Linked DNA regions of Mus musculus: region 2 is linked to region 1. Evidence: chromatin loops called from intact Hi-C (ENCODE). Cell type or tissue: heart. All regions are shown on one strand.

The links. A loop is a pair of places that touch in the nucleus more often than their neighbours do. Peaks named below come from ENCODE experiments on the same cell type or tissue, not always from the same donor. Only the 100,000 strongest peaks of a DNase experiment are listed, where the experiment ranks them.
Region 2: a loop joins it to region 1, with 2.8 times the contacts of the local background. A loop is called at or near these places in 7 of 42 quality-filtered maps.

The regions. Positions count from the first base shown.
Region 1 is chr1:106,625,619-106,633,618 of GRCm38, forward strand. All of the region lies in intron 1 of Bcl2 (B cell leukemia/lymphoma 2), which reads right to left. Among named protein-coding and RNA genes, the nearest start is that of Gm37053, 15 kb to the left of the region's middle. In heart, a CTCF peak has its summit at 3,312; DNase peaks (open chromatin) are centred at 1,843, 3,933, 4,403 and 4,653; H3K27ac peaks cover 2,915 bases.
Region 2 is chr1:106,541,788-106,549,787 of GRCm38, forward strand. It overlaps Bcl2 (B cell leukemia/lymphoma 2), which reads right to left. Exons shown (of 2, transcript NM_009741.5): 2 at 1-1,611. The coding sequence ends at 1,477. It overlaps Mir3473f (microRNA 3473f), which reads right to left and starts at 4,844; the gene lies at 4,709-4,844. In heart, CTCF peaks have their summits at 1,141 (motif pointing right) and 3,242 (motif pointing right); DNase peaks (open chromatin) are centred at 3,214 and 7,384; H3K27ac peaks cover 457 bases.

The DNA of each region.
Region 1 (8,000 bases):
GTCTCTTATGTGACAAAGCTGCTGAAAGCCAAATGAGGCATTTAAAGGCAATTCTCTTAAGTGCCATAATGTATAGCAAACATTTAGACAACTATAAGAAAACAAAAGAGAATCCATTATCCCCTACACCCAAATGAATCCACACATAGGTACTACAAAGAAAAAGAGGTCCCAACAAGAGAACTGTGGGGAAGGTGGTCCAAAGGTAACCTCAAGAGAACACCAGACATCGGAGCTATGGTGAGATGCCTCTTGAGCTACCAGGTCAGTAAATCACAAAGCCTGACTGTGTCAAGAGCTGCAGAGGATGCTCACAGCCAGGTCCTCACACAGGCTGAGCTGAGAAAGCTCTGGCAGCTCCAAAGGTTTTGACGTCTTTACTTGAAGATTTGAGACTCTAATTACCTTCTATGTCTTTGAGAACTCAGCATGCCTACATGGAAATCCAATCAGAGAAGCTCACAGCAGTCAGTACTTACAAAACAAAATCCAGAACCCCCCTCTAAAGCCCTGTGACGATGAAACAGACAGACTGTGGTACACTCACAGGAAAAGACTGACATACATATGTTTGGAGGGCTATTACAAAACAATCACAATTTATTTCTCAGTTCCAGAAAGTGAGCATCCAAGAGTAAGGTGCTAGCAAATTCAGTGGTGGCTCAGCCTTCCTCATGATGCATCCACATAGTTAAAGGAGTGAGCTCTCCAAAATATCCTGTATAAATCCAATTCATAAAGAACCACCTACTCCTAATGCCATCACAGTGGAATTAGGACTCAGCCCATAAATTTGGGAGTAATACAAATATTCATTCCACAACAATATGGTGGCTAAAGGAACTAGATCACGTAATTTAGGTCATGTTTCAAAAATAATATTTCAAGTTATATTAAAAGTTGCAAAAATACTAACTAGTAAGAATATAACTGTGCATTTTAATGTCAGAATAATATGGGGTATAACTTACAATACAAAACTACATCAGACTTATAACATGACCACAAGAGCTGAATGGGTTCTTTCTGGGAGTACTGGGGCATGATATTGTCAGTGGCAGCAGAGGAGGCTTTCAAAGTTACAGTTCCTCTTCACATCATTTATAAGCAGTGGTTGAAACTTGGTGTGGTGGGTGGAATTACAACTGTAATTCGAGCTGTAGGTAGGTTGAAGCTGGAGGAATGTCATGAGTTTGAGGCCAGTCTGGACTCCTAGGTCAGACTGGGATACATAGAAAACCCAAAAGGAGAGAGAGAGAGAGAGAGAGAGAGAGAGAGAGAGAGAGAGAGAGAGAGAGATTGAGAGATGGAGAGATTTTTAATGGTGTATGGGTCTCAGCTGTCTGTAGTGTTTTGCATCTTATAAGTATACATTTTTGAAGGTTATGTTTAAGAGGTTGTATGTATATGATATTCACCTGGCCCACTCCTCCATCTTTCGGCATATGCGCCAGAGGACCCATAAGAGATTGCCCACAGCCATCTTAGTTTGGGTCCTGCTGGCACAGTGACAAAGTCACAGGTTAAGCACGTCTGAGACTGCTTGCACTGATGAGGGACACATGGCAGTATCACCATGAGCATCATTAGCAAAGGACTAGTGATGATGCAGACGGCCTGTGGCCTCCACAATGGGTTGTAGGTCACCATTTCCCTGCTCAAAGCTCACTTGTCACACCATCAGCACCACAACACTCACTGAGTCATTCCTTTAACACAAGGAACTGGCACTTGAGGGAAGCATGGTGGGGTGGGGGTGGGTGGAGGAGAGAAACCTCCTTCTTAGGAAAGGCAATGACATAATCCCATAAAAAGGGAAGCAACCAGCTGCTCGCGCCGGTCATCTGATGTCTTTTCAATGGGCCTGTAACTCACTTCGGAGAGGTTGTATCTCTATTTCACATCTGCTGAGGAGGAAGGAGAGGTCAGAGGAGGAGAGAGAGGAACACCATTCAGCCAGTGGAGTTAAGGACAGGCGTTCCCCTACAATGACATCTGACCCTATCTTGCCTGGGGTGGGTATCTTACTCCTCTTTCAGCTCTTATTATTTTTTTTGTTTAGACTTTTATTTATTTTGTATGTGCATTTATGAGGGTATGTCACATGGGCAAGGTGCTTGCAAAAGACAGGAGAAGGTGTCAGATCTCCTAGGAGTAGATATGCAGGTAGTTGCACATTATCTTACATGGATGCTGGAAACTATGCGTGCAGCAAATACTCTTAATTGCTGAGCTTCCTTGTTTTCAGGTGTGTGTGTGTGTGTGTGTGTGTGTGTGTGTGTGTGTGTGTGTGTGTGATTGGCTACCTTCAAATTTACTATGTAGCTGAGGGTGACCCTGAACTTCTGGTCTTCCTGTCTCTACTTTCCAAATGCTAGGATTAGAAGCATATAGTACACCAATAAATTTATTCATAGAATGTATAGATTGGGTCACTTAGTCCCCATAGAAGCATCCAGATGTAATTGTGGGTAAAATGCTCAGCTAGACTTTTTAAGCCAAGAGACCAGCAAAGCTATTCATAAAGTATGGACATATGCTTCATGCTAGCAGACACACACACACACACACACACACACACACACACACACACACACACACGTATATATATTTAACTCTGCCACAGAGAATTCACAGCTTTAGGAATGGCTACAGGTATACTACAGAATCCAGTTTTCCTAAGTTAAGACCCCCATGAGGTTCACATAAATGAATGTGAGAGTCACAAAAATTGGCAGCAGTGAATGATTTCTGTACATCCTATGACCCAATATTAATTCAAGATCAAATGGGAACTGAATCATAGCATTTTTGCAGTGTTCCTCTTTTGATCACACCACAGCTTCAGTTCTGAACTCCTGTGTTCTCAGCAGCAGGCATGCTGCAACACCATGCAATGTTAGAAGTACCTCAGCTTCAAGACCACTAGCTAAGAACACATTGTATACTCAATACTGTCTGCTTTTATAGAAATATTAATAGTTTAATTATGGAAAGCAAAGACTTTTAATATTTTTCTACCATTACTCCTCAGTATATTTTAGTTGTGTTATATTCAAGTGTTTGATTTGTAAATTGCTATTTGAATTGTTGATTGCATTTTTCAGAATAAATCAATCAGTAGAGGAGGAGGAAGAAGAAGAAGAAGAGGAGGAGGAGGAGGAGGAGGAGGAGGAGGAGGAGGAGGAGGAGGAATCCGCAGCAGCATACAGTGCACTCAGTTTACTGGTGAGTGAGGTCAGGGTCTTGTAAGGCCAGGCAAGCACAGCAGCCTCATCCCCAACCCAGCTCCCTGCATTGAACACTAGGGGGAGAGTCCTGGAGTCAGTGCAATCCTAGCCTCTGTTGTTGTGGGGAATTCCTTTTCCTTTTCTTTTAAAATCTGCAGCAGGAACTTCAGCATCTTCCATGTACACAGGGTGTATGTAAGTCTCACTCTCTGACTTGCCACTTTGCTCTTCAGTCCTCCATAAATACACAGATGCCCAGAAGTAGTGTTCATTAACCTGTTTAATCTCCATCAATGCCATCCCTCAGACCCCTAGCCTACCCTCTCTCCTGTTCCATCTTGGGTTGCCTATAGACTGTTCTAGAAGGAGGTCTAAGCCCCTGCCATCTTGAAGGAGAAGCCAGTAATGGGCTCCATCCCATTAGAGGAGTAAACATGCTGGCTGTGGGAGTGGTCTGGACCAGGAGCTTCTCCCCAAAGCAGTACCACATGCACATTTGAGGCTGCAAATAAGAAAGAATTTTCTGGCTGGAGGAACTGCTAAATAGCAGGGTGGGTAACCAAGGGAGGTCCCGGAATCTCCTCTCGAGATCTTTGAAACTAAGATACAATCTCCCATGTCTGCGATAATTTTTTGCAGTCCTGACTAGAGACAGATGGAGGAGGTGCCTCACAGAGACTCCTCCCTAGGCCTGTGATCTGCCTCTTGCCTTCAGTTTGGGCTAAGCTCCTGGGGAGTCGCTTCCCGGGGAAGCTCTGGGATGTAGAGCAGGCTTGTTTACATCAGCCTCTCTTCCTCACACCTCTTTCCTTGTTCTCAGATGGAAAGCTGGTCAAAGGTCAGGGTTGCCCAACTGCCCACACATAGTTTGGTAGTAGCATCAGACTCCGGCAAAACAGAGGGTTGATTCTAATGTCTGTGCATCTACCCCAAGCTCAGAACCTGGGTGAGAACAGAGACAATTAGCTTTTGCTAACAATCCATTCCAAATGAGAATATGATCCCGCTAATTGATTTTAAATAGATTTTTAAAAAGGATCCTTGGCCGTACTTCATCCTGAATACAACAGAGTTTCAAAAGTGTTCATTCCAGGGTTGGTTTCTTTCCCCCCTTTCTTCTGGCTTAAACCCCAAATGGCCAAGATCCCAGTCTGAATAAACAGTGTGGGTGGTGACTGTTCTGTGGGGCCCTGTAGAGGATGCAATCACTTTCCTTCTCTGCTCAGCATTAAATCATGTAAAAGTAGCTGGGGACTCCACCACCTCCTCACCAAGGAACCAAGGGGGCAGCTTAACGTGTATTCTTTGCCCAGGGAGGGATGGAGCAGGAAAGGATTTCTCCTAGCTGTGAGCATTTGATTATGCATAAAGTTCATTGACCTCACAGGCAGCTGTCAGATGATCTTGCTAAGGCCTGTGAATGGCATCCCAGGAATGCAGTGATGTGGGCAGAAACCCAGTGAGTTCATGCCACCAAGTGCTTTAAATGGGACAAATGAGTGGCTGACCAGAATGCCTCCAGTGGGAACAGAACCAGAGGATAATCAGTAATTCAATATCACCTAAGCATTGCTGGATCTTCAAAAGTGATCCCTGGAAATCAGAAACTCGGGACAACTCCCATAGGGTCCTGAGGGGGTTGGGAGGCATGGTAATGGGAGGCTGAGTGGGAAGCCAGTCTGCAGGGTTACTGCTGTAGCAGGCTGCAAATAAGGCACTTTCAGTATTCCCTCCCTTCTTAAAAGGTAATGCTTTCTGCCTTTCCTGCCACTGACACCAGAGGAAACCGAGGAAGCAATACATTCCTAAGGACGCTGTGGGGCTTGAAGGGGACAGTGGAGTCTCTGTTTATTTAGACAGTTTTGATATAATACAGCCCTACATGTGTATGCAGTAAGTATACCTACTTGTCAGTAAATGCCCTGAAATACTTTTTATGCAAAGTGGGCTGCTACATTCTCCTCTTTTTCATCCTATCTGGGGCAGCCTCTGCTCTACAGGCAACCGGGGTATGGAGTATGGGAAAGTGTTGGACCCAACTGGTCTCTGCTTCTGGGTAAAAGGAGACAGGGAGTTCCCATCAGTGCGGTCAGATGGTTAAGGGCTGGGGGGTCTCTGACTCTGGAGGAACTTGAACTACTTGGGCTTGGTGCTTCTTCAAACACTTCTGTTACCTTGTTGAGTATTTGATAGTTTCTTTCAGTAGCTTTCTCACCTAATGCACTCACTTTATCTATCAAAATATTATGCTTTGCATGGGTAAATACCTCACAGTCATATCTTAAGTCAAGACTGCATTGCATTAGCTCTGGTCCCTTTGGTACTATGAATATAAAGAATGAGCAGCTGGAATTTAGCCAACAATTTTGATATCCCACTGGAAGCAGAACAGAAGGAATCTTACTTATCTCACTTTTAAAGTAACCCGAAATTCTAAAGTCCTTTACCAAATAAACCACCTAAATTTGAATGTATGCTCTGTCTATATCCATGTCAACTTAGTGAAGTGTTCCAAAAGCACACGGTGGAGGCTGGGGATGGAGCTCAGTTGGCAGAGTGTTGCCTAGCATTCACAAACTCTTGGACTTGATACTCAGGATCAATTATATAAACTGAGTATGGTGTTATACACCTGCAATCCCAGAATTTCGGAGGCAGGAGGATCAGAGTTCATGGTCATCCTCAACTACAGAGTGAGTTGAGGTCAGCTTGGGAGATAGGTTTCCTGTCTCAAGAAATGAACTGAAGGAGGGAAAGCGTCAGGTAAACTCTGTGTTACGTGAAAACTAAAGAGAGATACATCCTCAAACAGGTTTTAGGTGAAAAGGCACATTCTAATCACAACAGCCTCAATCTGGACAGGGTTCCTTTCAGGTAGGAGGTGGTGACTGGACCCTTAAAGGGTGTCAACAGGCCAATAAGAATTTACTGACAGTTCATTTACAATTAGGCATGATGGAACTCTACAGAAGAGTCACACTACTGCATGGCTAGTAGTCTATAATTTTAGTCTTCTTTTTAAGCCTTCCACTGATGTCTGAGTGGCTCTCTTTCAAAGTCCTTTGAGATCTACAGCATTTATTTTTATTTTGTTGAGTGAACAGTCAGTAAAAAGGGAAAAGGAATTCTTTCTATCTGCAGCCTGAGCAAGAAAAGCCTTCCTTCAACTCTTCAAACATCTTTATAAGTATGATTATCCCCATAGTGACAGGAAGCTTGCTTCCTGATAAAGACATTTGCACACAAAGTAATATCTGAACTCACTTCCACCCTGTGACTACCACAATTTATAAAATTCCATGAGAGAAGTGACTTATATGTCTCATGAAGTTCCTATTGGGAAATTACTGGTAGCCACAGTTACCACAGTTATGGAAGTAATATCTGTGCAGAGCTCGATTCCTTCTCTTCATCGGGGCCTCACCATCTCTGAACTACCATAGCAACTTAGCTGTTTCTTGTTGATAATACATGCTACCTTCTGCCTTGTCAGATGGAGGTTGACTTGTCTATGTTAGACTGTAAGTCTTTGGGCCTCAGGGACAGCTCCACTCATCTTTACACTCCCCGGTGTCATTAACAGAATTGGTAACCAATAAAATGAATGAGTGAGTAAATTTTATGAGATCCTTGGATGTTTTCAGTTAAGGACCAGATAGGAAAATGTCTCAAGCCATATGGTCTCTATCATAATTATTCATCACTGCAGTTAGAGTGAGAAAAGAGACATAAACAAATGAGCATAATATGTTCCAATAAAGCTTTATTTACAAAAAACCAACTGGTGAGTCTTAGTGAAAGCACTGAGTACTATAATACCAGGAAAGATATGCCCACTGGTACAATAGTTGCAAGCCTGTTGGTAGATAGTGACAATCGCTCTCCAATTGATTGGGAGGCCTGGGGGTCACATCTGTTATTTAATGGTCAAATGTCCCTGGCTATGGAGGTTATGGTTCTATAGTGGGTAAGCTGTGTTGTTGTTTTTCTGTGGACAAGAGGATGTGCCCTTCAAATTGTCCTCTAAATCAGAGGTTCTCAACCTGTGGGTTACAACCACTTTGGGAGTCACATATCAGATATCCTGCATTTCCAATATTTACAATTCATAACAGTAGCAAAATTACAGTTATGAAGTATCACCAAAAATAATTTTGTGGTTGGGGGTGTGTTAAAGGGGTGCAGCATTAGGAAGGTTGAGAGCCACTGGGATAACCGTTTACTTTTATGAGTATGGCTTATAGTTTCTGTCAGCTTTGGTTAAGGAAAATTGTTTTTGCAGTGGGAAGCAGTAACATTAGAGACTCATAGCTTGTCAGAGTGCTGAGAATAAGTAACTGTTGACTACTAATCCATAAATAGGACATCTTTATCATTCCTTTCAAGATTCAGGGTACGTGAGAGCAGAGGGAGTGGTAGGAGATGAAGGAAGAAGTTGCTGTGGAATGTTGTCTCCTAGGTATGGCAAGGTCATTTCAACTTTGAACTCACACAGCTGTGATTACTTGTACACGGCCCTCTCAAGATTAGGCCCATCACCATCCTGTCATGAGGTAGGGAGGGATTCCCAAAGCCCCACCTCTCACTGAGCTCAACAGGCAATTAATATTTGCTGGCAGAGACATTTCCTGTCACGGCATAGGCACTGGTAAGGACTCATGCTCCTATGAACAGTTCTCACCCATGCTTTTGTGAGCAGCCCTGATTAAATGAACTAGATTACACACAAAAATAGATCAGTAGGAGTAGAGGGCCAAGGTAGAGCAATGG
Region 2 (8,000 bases), 84 kb before region 1:
AACTTTTTATTCTCTCTCTCTGTCAGATTTTCAAATAGAACCAAACTACAAGATAATGTTTTACATGTAAATCCATAGACACGGGTCATCGACTCCGTGAGCCTCGCTTCACTGCCTCCTTAGGATTTTTGGCCAAAGTAACTTAAAGCCTTGCCTTAAATGTGACAGCACTGCCAGCAGGTACCTGTGGCCACCTAAAGCTCCGCCGGGCTTCTTCTTCTGTGTGGTGGTCTTCCTGCCTTCACTATGCCCTCAGGCAGGATGGGCACTACCTGCGTTCTCCTCTCTACAGTGGCAAGTGTCTTAGAAAGAGCAGTTCTCCTGCTCCAGACAGGCCCAGCCTGGAGGGCCTGAGGGTAGCAGACCCTGGTGAGTCTCTATTATATTGCTCTTTCTTACTGGGTAAGTCTGAGCTCAGAGACCAGCTGCTCTGTTCCAAACCCGGTGAGGAGGCTGGTGAGGGCCACACTCAGGGCAGGCTGCCCAGGCCAAGTTGCTGAGCCACAGGGAGGTTCTGCAGATGTTGGTCTCCATAAAGCAGGCACTTGTGGCTGCCTGAAGCGCTAGGTGACCCCATTCTTCCTGATGCTGAAGAAGTCGTCACACATCCACTTCCTGGAATCCAGAAGCCTTTGTTTCCTCCTCAGACAGAGTGAGTATTGGAGGAGGGGGTGTGCGTATCCAAAATATATGATTATCTACAGTCAGGGCTTAAGGTACTGGATGATATTGTATAAACTGCTAAAATGCTTCTCGGCACAATTGGTAGCTTAAAAAAATAATTTCCTATGATTAAGGGCATTTTCCCACCACTGTCTTTCAGCAGGGAAGTCTCAGTGGGTACCAAGTTCATCTGAAGTTTCCAGCCTTTGTCCTCTGACTGGGTATGTACCATGTGAGTCATATACAAAAGTCCCTTCTCCAGTCCATGGAAGACCAGGCTTTCTTGTAGGCACCTGCTCCTTCTAGCATCCTGGCCCCCAGGGCCAGTATATAGAGATCACATTGAAGCCTTCTTCAAAGCTTCTAGCAGCCAGACTGCAGGCTTCCCCAGCCGTCAGGGTCCTGTGCCACTTGCTCTTTAGATGGTGGGCCAGTTTGGCCAATATTGAAAACAGATCCATGACCACAGGCACAGGCCAGCAGGTGGAGCCACACGTTTCTTGGCAATTCCTGGTTCGGTTTTCAAAGCCTGGAGTTTCGGTGGAACTGTCTTAAATAAATAAATCTTTTTTTTCCTAAATAATGTAAAAAATAAATGATATTTCCCTTTGGCAGTAAATAGCTGATTCGACCATTTGCCTGAATGTGTGTGTGTGTGTGTGTGTGTGTGTGTGTGTGTGTGTGTGTGTGTGTGTGTGTTCTGCTTTAAAAAAAGATCACAACTTTGTTTCATGGTACATCATTGATAATGCATATAATTTCTACTGCTTTAGTGAACCTTTTGCATATTTGTTTGGGGCAGGTTTGTCGACCTCACTTGTGGCCCAGGTATGCACCCAGAGTGATGCAGGCCCCGACCAGGGCCAGGCTGAGCAGGGTCTTCAGAGACAGCCAGGAGAAATCAAACAGAGGTCGCATGCTGGGGCCATATAGTTCCACAAAGGCATCCTGCAGAGGGAAAGAGAAAGAAGGACAAAGAAAGACTGTTAGCCACCAAGAGATATCATGGCCTCCCTACTAGCAGGGCAGAGGCACGGTACCCTGTGCCCCTGCATGCCAGGTAACTTCAGACCTCAGAGGGGAATGCAAACCTACTCTTTGGAGGCAATGACAAAAAGTGGACTAGAAGCTCTTATTGTACAAAGCACTTGTGAAACAGGGCTCACCCCAAGAGATATCATGGAAGGCAATGGATAGGAAAGTGTTCAGGATAAGTCAGTAAAGACAAGAAAATTGGCGGTTTTGCAATTTTTTTTTTTGCTTGCACAGCCATTCATAAATACAATAAAGCACAGTTCAGTCAATGTCTCTCACACATTTCCTTTTTATTGTGAGCTTGCTGTATCCTAGGGACTGTACTAGACACCTAACATACATTATCTTATTTTTCATACCGATCTTACAAAATCATTTTCGTTCTTCCTGTTTAGAAGATGGCAATCTCACCTGCCTGTTGTAATGGGCTGCCAGTCAAGTTACAGGGCAGTTGTGAGGGAGAAGAGCCAGGCATAACTGCCCAGATTACAGGCTGCAGTTTTGATGGAGAGAGCCAATCTAGCTCACTTGTAGGGATTCACTGAGTAGGGGGTTGTTAGGAGTTAAAGAATATGGGCAGGAAGTGGTAGAGCCAGGATTCGAACCCAGAAACGAGCCAATGCCCTTTACTTTGCTTTGTGCTCTCTGGCACTGGGATTCTGGCTGGGTGCCACCACACCTAGCTTTTCACACAATGCAGGGAATTAAAAGCATATCTTCATGCTTGCGAAGTAAGTCCTTGACCAGCCGAGCCATTTTCTCAGCCCTCACACTGTTTTGAGTTTGCCCTACTTTCTCTGTGTGCTTATTAATCTATTCCTTCTATATGGAACTGCCTCAGAGGATTCTGAAGAAGTCTTAAAGGGGAGGCTAAATGCACAACTGAAGGAGCTGCTCACGTTGCTAAATATCTATTCACATGGCTCTTCTTCGTGAATGCATAGTATCCTGTACCCGATCCTATAAACAACATTTTATGTTTCATGCAGAATTAAAGCAATATTAAGATATTCTTTTGTGTATAAGGTGTTTATCCATTCATATTTTAAAAGAATAAGTTCCCAGAAATCTACTGCCAATGCATCAACACCGTTAATACCAATAATTACCAATAATTATGGAGGGATTGTCCTGAACTGCCCTTGCCCCCTCGTGACAGCCTTCTGACCCAAAGCACTGTTTGCAAAGTGGCAATGGCTTAAGGCCCTGGTTCAGATGAAGGACCATCTTGTCCCCTAGGGATGTTTGAAAATATCTGGTCCTCATTATTTGAGGCGAATGAGTTATTGGCTTCAGTGGGTAGCTTCAGGAGTGTCACCATCCCATAAGGTATGAGTAGCTTCTACTAGGAAGGATGACTCAGATCCAGACACCAATGACACGGAGGCTGAGAAGGTCTACTTTACAGGACACCCTTAGACCAAGGGCCACAAAAGAACAAGCAGCCTAGGTGAACATCAATGATGTTGGCCACATTAGCAATGGACGGAGTTGCTGGCCCTAGGCAAACGTTGGGTAGCTCTGGTGGGGCTAGATTAACTTTTGCCAGGAGGGGGCGCAGATGATTTCTTTTTATGTATCTATTGTTGGGGGATGTCTAAAATTGAGTTCCAGAAAAGACAGCAAAGGGTACAAATGAAATATATGCACAGTTCTCTTCGTCACAGATGAGGTTCCACCTTGATGAGCTCTGAAGAAGTAGCCTTCCCTGTGCTTGAGGGAGGACCACCTGACAGGTAGAAGAAAGACAGCTGCCACATCCAGTGGTCTTCTCCCATCTTTTCCATATCCAAGAGTGCGTGAGCCCCTAAAGGCCCAGTCAAAGATACCCTAGTTTTTCAGGGCATCTTTGATCTCAAGCTTTCCACTGAGAGGGTCAGGCTGTTTCTTGAATTCCATCAGTTTTCTGTGGCAAAATCTAAAACAAATTAAGCCCTTGGTCATGTGACCTTCCTAGTCCTCCTGAGAAAGTGGCAGAAGCAGAGACAAGTCTGGGGGGTGGGGAGAGTAGTTTTTTTCTCCAGGTTGCTTAGTACATAGAGCTAGGGGACTGAAGAAATGTCTCCCCCAGACCCTTCCCTTCCTGGAGCTGGGTAGTCCCTTTATGCCTTCACCCTTTCTCACCAACAGTCTCAGACAGCATCCCAAGGGCCATTTACATTATTGTAAAGAAAAACAGCTTTCTGAGAGTCAGAGGAGCTAGATTAATACCTCCTGGCTGAAAGAGTGGGGTGTGTGAGTGAGGATTTGAAGCCCCAAGGGTCTTGAAAGACCTCTAAACTTGCTGAAGGATCTGCATGACCCCTCAGCTTTGAAATTTTTTTAGTTTGTGTCCTTAAACAAATTATCCAACCCTGAACCTTATTTACCCCCCTCCCCATGGTCGCACAATCGGTAGCTGTAAAGAGTAGCCTATGTTCCTTGCAGTCCCTCTGTTAGTGTGGTCCCGAAGGGAACAAACACAGTGATAGCAATGTGTCCTGTTGCCTGTCCTCCATCTTGCCCTTTGGTAGCTCTGCACAGATCCACCTGCCTGTGCCCTCCTCTGGTAATGCCCATTTGCTCCAGCTCCCTAGGGAGCCAGCTTTAGTTCTGAAGACGGAAGTGGGAGTAGCTATATCTGCTTGTCCTGTGTTGATGACTAGTCCATTGGTTTGCAGGACAGGGCAGTGGTGAATCATTTAATCCCTGCAGATTGCCCAAGGCCCCAAAGCCCTGTCCTCTGTAATTCCAAATCGCAAGGGAACCCTGCGAGCTCTGAACCGAACCTCTGAAGAGCCATTTCTAGAGAGAATCTTGCTTTCTCATACATCCCAGTAAGGGAGATCTCTGAAGTTATTTGAACATCCAGTCATTATTCGTTCAAGCATGAGATCCATTTGAAGTGCTTATTTGCTTATTTTATTATATATAAGTACACTGTAGCTGTCTTCAGACACACCAGAAGAAGGCAATAGATCTCATTACAGATGGTTGTGAGCCACCATGTGGTTGCTGAGATTTGAACTCAAGACCTCTGGAAGAGCAGTCAGTGCTCTTAACCGCTGAGCCATCTCTCCAGTCCTATTTGCTTATTTTATGTATTGAAAACAACAAAGGGGCTGGAGAGATGGCTCAGTGGTTGGGGCATATGCTGCTCTAGCAGAGGACCCAAGTTCAAGTCCCGTTACTTAAGTCAGGCAGCAAATAACTGCCTGCAAATCCAGCTCCTGGGAACTCATCCCCACCCTCCAGGAGGATTCTATTGTTTTCTGTGGCTTCTGGGATCTTCCTCCACAAGCTGTCCCCACTCTGCAGCGCTATGTCAGCTTCGCCCTGTCTTCTGCCCCCTTTCCCTAGTATACAGACATTCTGATTTTCTCACACTGTCTGGGTGGCACATGATCTACCCTACCTGCTTTCTTTTCCCTTCCAGACGCCACCAGTTCCTCTCTTTGGTTCTTGTTACCTTCCTTTTACTGTCATCTTGCTTATTTCCACCTATGCCTCTGAGGCCACCTCATGGCAGCCTCACCTGCTATGTGGCTAATTGCCAGCATGATTGTCAGGTAGCATTGCACAAAGGTCTTTGACCACTCAAATCATTCATGCTCCTCATTCTTTGGGGCTCCTCTTGCTTCCTGGAGAATTTCCTTGCTGTACCTTTCATGGGCACCTCTTCCTAAGATGGTCTAGATATGTCTGGCTTCTGCCCAGCTTACTGTCCCTCTTTGTCAATCTTCTTCCTGTTCCCATCTTAAATACCACGTCTGTGATGAAGTCTCTGAAGTCATTATATATTTCTCTATTCTCATCCAAGCTGTCAGCTTCTATTCCAGTTGCTTTCTTGTGTGTGTTATATGTGTATGTTCATCTAGGGTGTGCATGTATGTACACACACACACACACACACACACACACACACACACACACAACCATGTGAAAGCCAGAAGTTAACATTGGGTGTTTTCTTCAGTTGTTTTCTGCCTAATTTTTTCCTGGATAAGCATTGAGCTCCAGGAACTCTTTGTCTCTGCTTCCTCTGCTGGGATTACAGGCACTTGAGGTCATCCTAGGTTTTATGTGGATGCTAATGATTCAGGCCCTCTTGCATGTGGAGCTAGCACTGTGCTAACTGAGTCATCTCTTTAACCTCCACAGTTGCAGTCTACCATTGTTCCCTCCATGAAGTCGTTCCCTCTTCCTGCCATCATGGTGCACATGCCACATGTTAGCTTGGGTTTCCCCGTAACAAACTCAAAGCCAAAAACTGAGTGTAAGCAGTCTACCTGGGAGCTGAGCCCAGGACACTGTAACTGAGGAGGATGTAAGAGTAGGGAAAACGGCCAAGTTAGAAGCTCCTCTTCCAACAAGAAAGGCTCCATCCTTTTAGGGATTAACCCTGCTGGAGAGACCTAGGAACCAGTGTGGACCAGTGAGCTGGGAATTTGAGCCGTAGCTCCTTGGTGTGCAGAACATGCAGACTGTGCCTGCGTTACACAGGGGTCAGTACCATAGCACTTCCAACCCATTGCACATGGGTGAAGTGGGCTCTCAAGCAGAGATAGGCTTCATGTGGTGGGAGCTGGAGGTGAAGTTAGTTACCAATGCAGGGGAAAGGCCTGGGAGGGAGGGCTGATGGCCTCAACACTGATGGCCACCAACACAAACTTCTGTCTCCATCACTGCCTCTCATAAGTCTGTTGTGGCTTCCAATCCACGTCCTCTGCCTCCAGCCTTGGGCTCCACATTAAACAGTTGCTTCCTGTAGCCAGAATGAGCCATCTAGTTACAAACCCCTCACCTCCGTGCTGATTTTCTAAGATCAGATTCTTCACGTCCAGTGTCTAGGCTCTGGCCCAGGCCGCTGTTTCTCAGTTCCTTCTGCTTTTCAGCAAACACTTGCTCATTCAGAGACCCAGAAAAGACATTTTCAACACTAAGCTGAAGGAGTTCCTTGTCCCCTATGGCATAAATATCATCTATTTCCATGACTGTCTCATCCAACCATTAGCATTTGGGGCTGCGGGTTTTTATTTTATTTCTCTCTGGATCCCTGGTGGTCTGTCACCCACTAGCCATTTGACATACACACATTAGTGGAAGAAACTGATTTCTTTAATTATATAGCAAGACTTCCAAATCCAATCTAATGGGCATCTTTAAGAGAAAGAACATGTGAAGGCCAACTTGCTGGTCTTTGCAGTCACCTCCAGTTCCTTCCCATAGGAGGGGCTCAGCCAGCTCACAAGGGCACTGCACATCATCTACTCTCTGGTCAGCTTCTGTGCTGCATGGTTGCTAAGCATGATATCACTTCCTCCTTCATTCCCTGTGAACCTCTGCGAGGCAGGTATCCAGGGTAGCGTTTGACAACTTGCCCTCCATTGGGGACACCTGTAGTGTCTTACCCACACTGGAAAGACATACTTATAAGATTCTCTCTACAAATGCACAACAATCCAGGCCATTGAGGTCTTTGCTACATAAAACTAGGCTATTTCTGGACATTCAGGCAGACATATAGAAGCCTGGCGCTTCTGAATCTTAGGAGACATGCAAATCCAACATTGACTATTTGCTGATATTAAACTGTTGGGCTCAAGAGGATGCCAGTGAGAGAAGGGATAAAGATGACAGCAAGAACACAAGTCATCGATTGGTAGAGTCCGGAAGTGCTCCCTGAGGACAAGGAAGCCGTGATTGTTTTGACATCAGGTTTGGCTCTGAGCGGAAGCAGAAGCAGGCACTCACAAGGAAGTGGAGGCTTTTTTTCTACCTGAGTGAAGCATCTGGTGAGGAAGTGACTCCATTTCCTTCTTATCGTTTGGCTGAGCAGGATTTCCTCTGCAGCCACATGTGCTAACTGGGCCCTGAGGGTTCCCTCTGAAGAAAAGGCTAGCTTTGTCAGTGGCTTGCTTCCCTGTGACTTTGCTTCTTGAGCCTTCCCTATTCTCCCAAAATACTGAATTCAGGTCTGAGGGAAAAGGAAAGGAAAAAAACAGCGTGTGAACACCGAGCTGAAGTCCACACAGCTGCCTGGCCTCAGGCGGTAGAGGAACGCATTGGCGAGGCATGAGAAGTGCCACTCTTCTTCCTCAGAGTCGCCACTGCTCAGTCAATGCAACTCAATCTTGGAGAGGCTCTGGGCCTGGAAGGCAGGGCTCTTTGAAGCATAGGCCAAAGACATGCATACAAGGAAACCTAATCTAAGCATCATTTGGTTGTAACTTGAAACCTGCTGGACAAATGACAAGAGATGAAAAGCCCAAATACAAAAAACAATAAAACTGCCTGCAATGGGTTGGGCCAGAGAAGTTTGG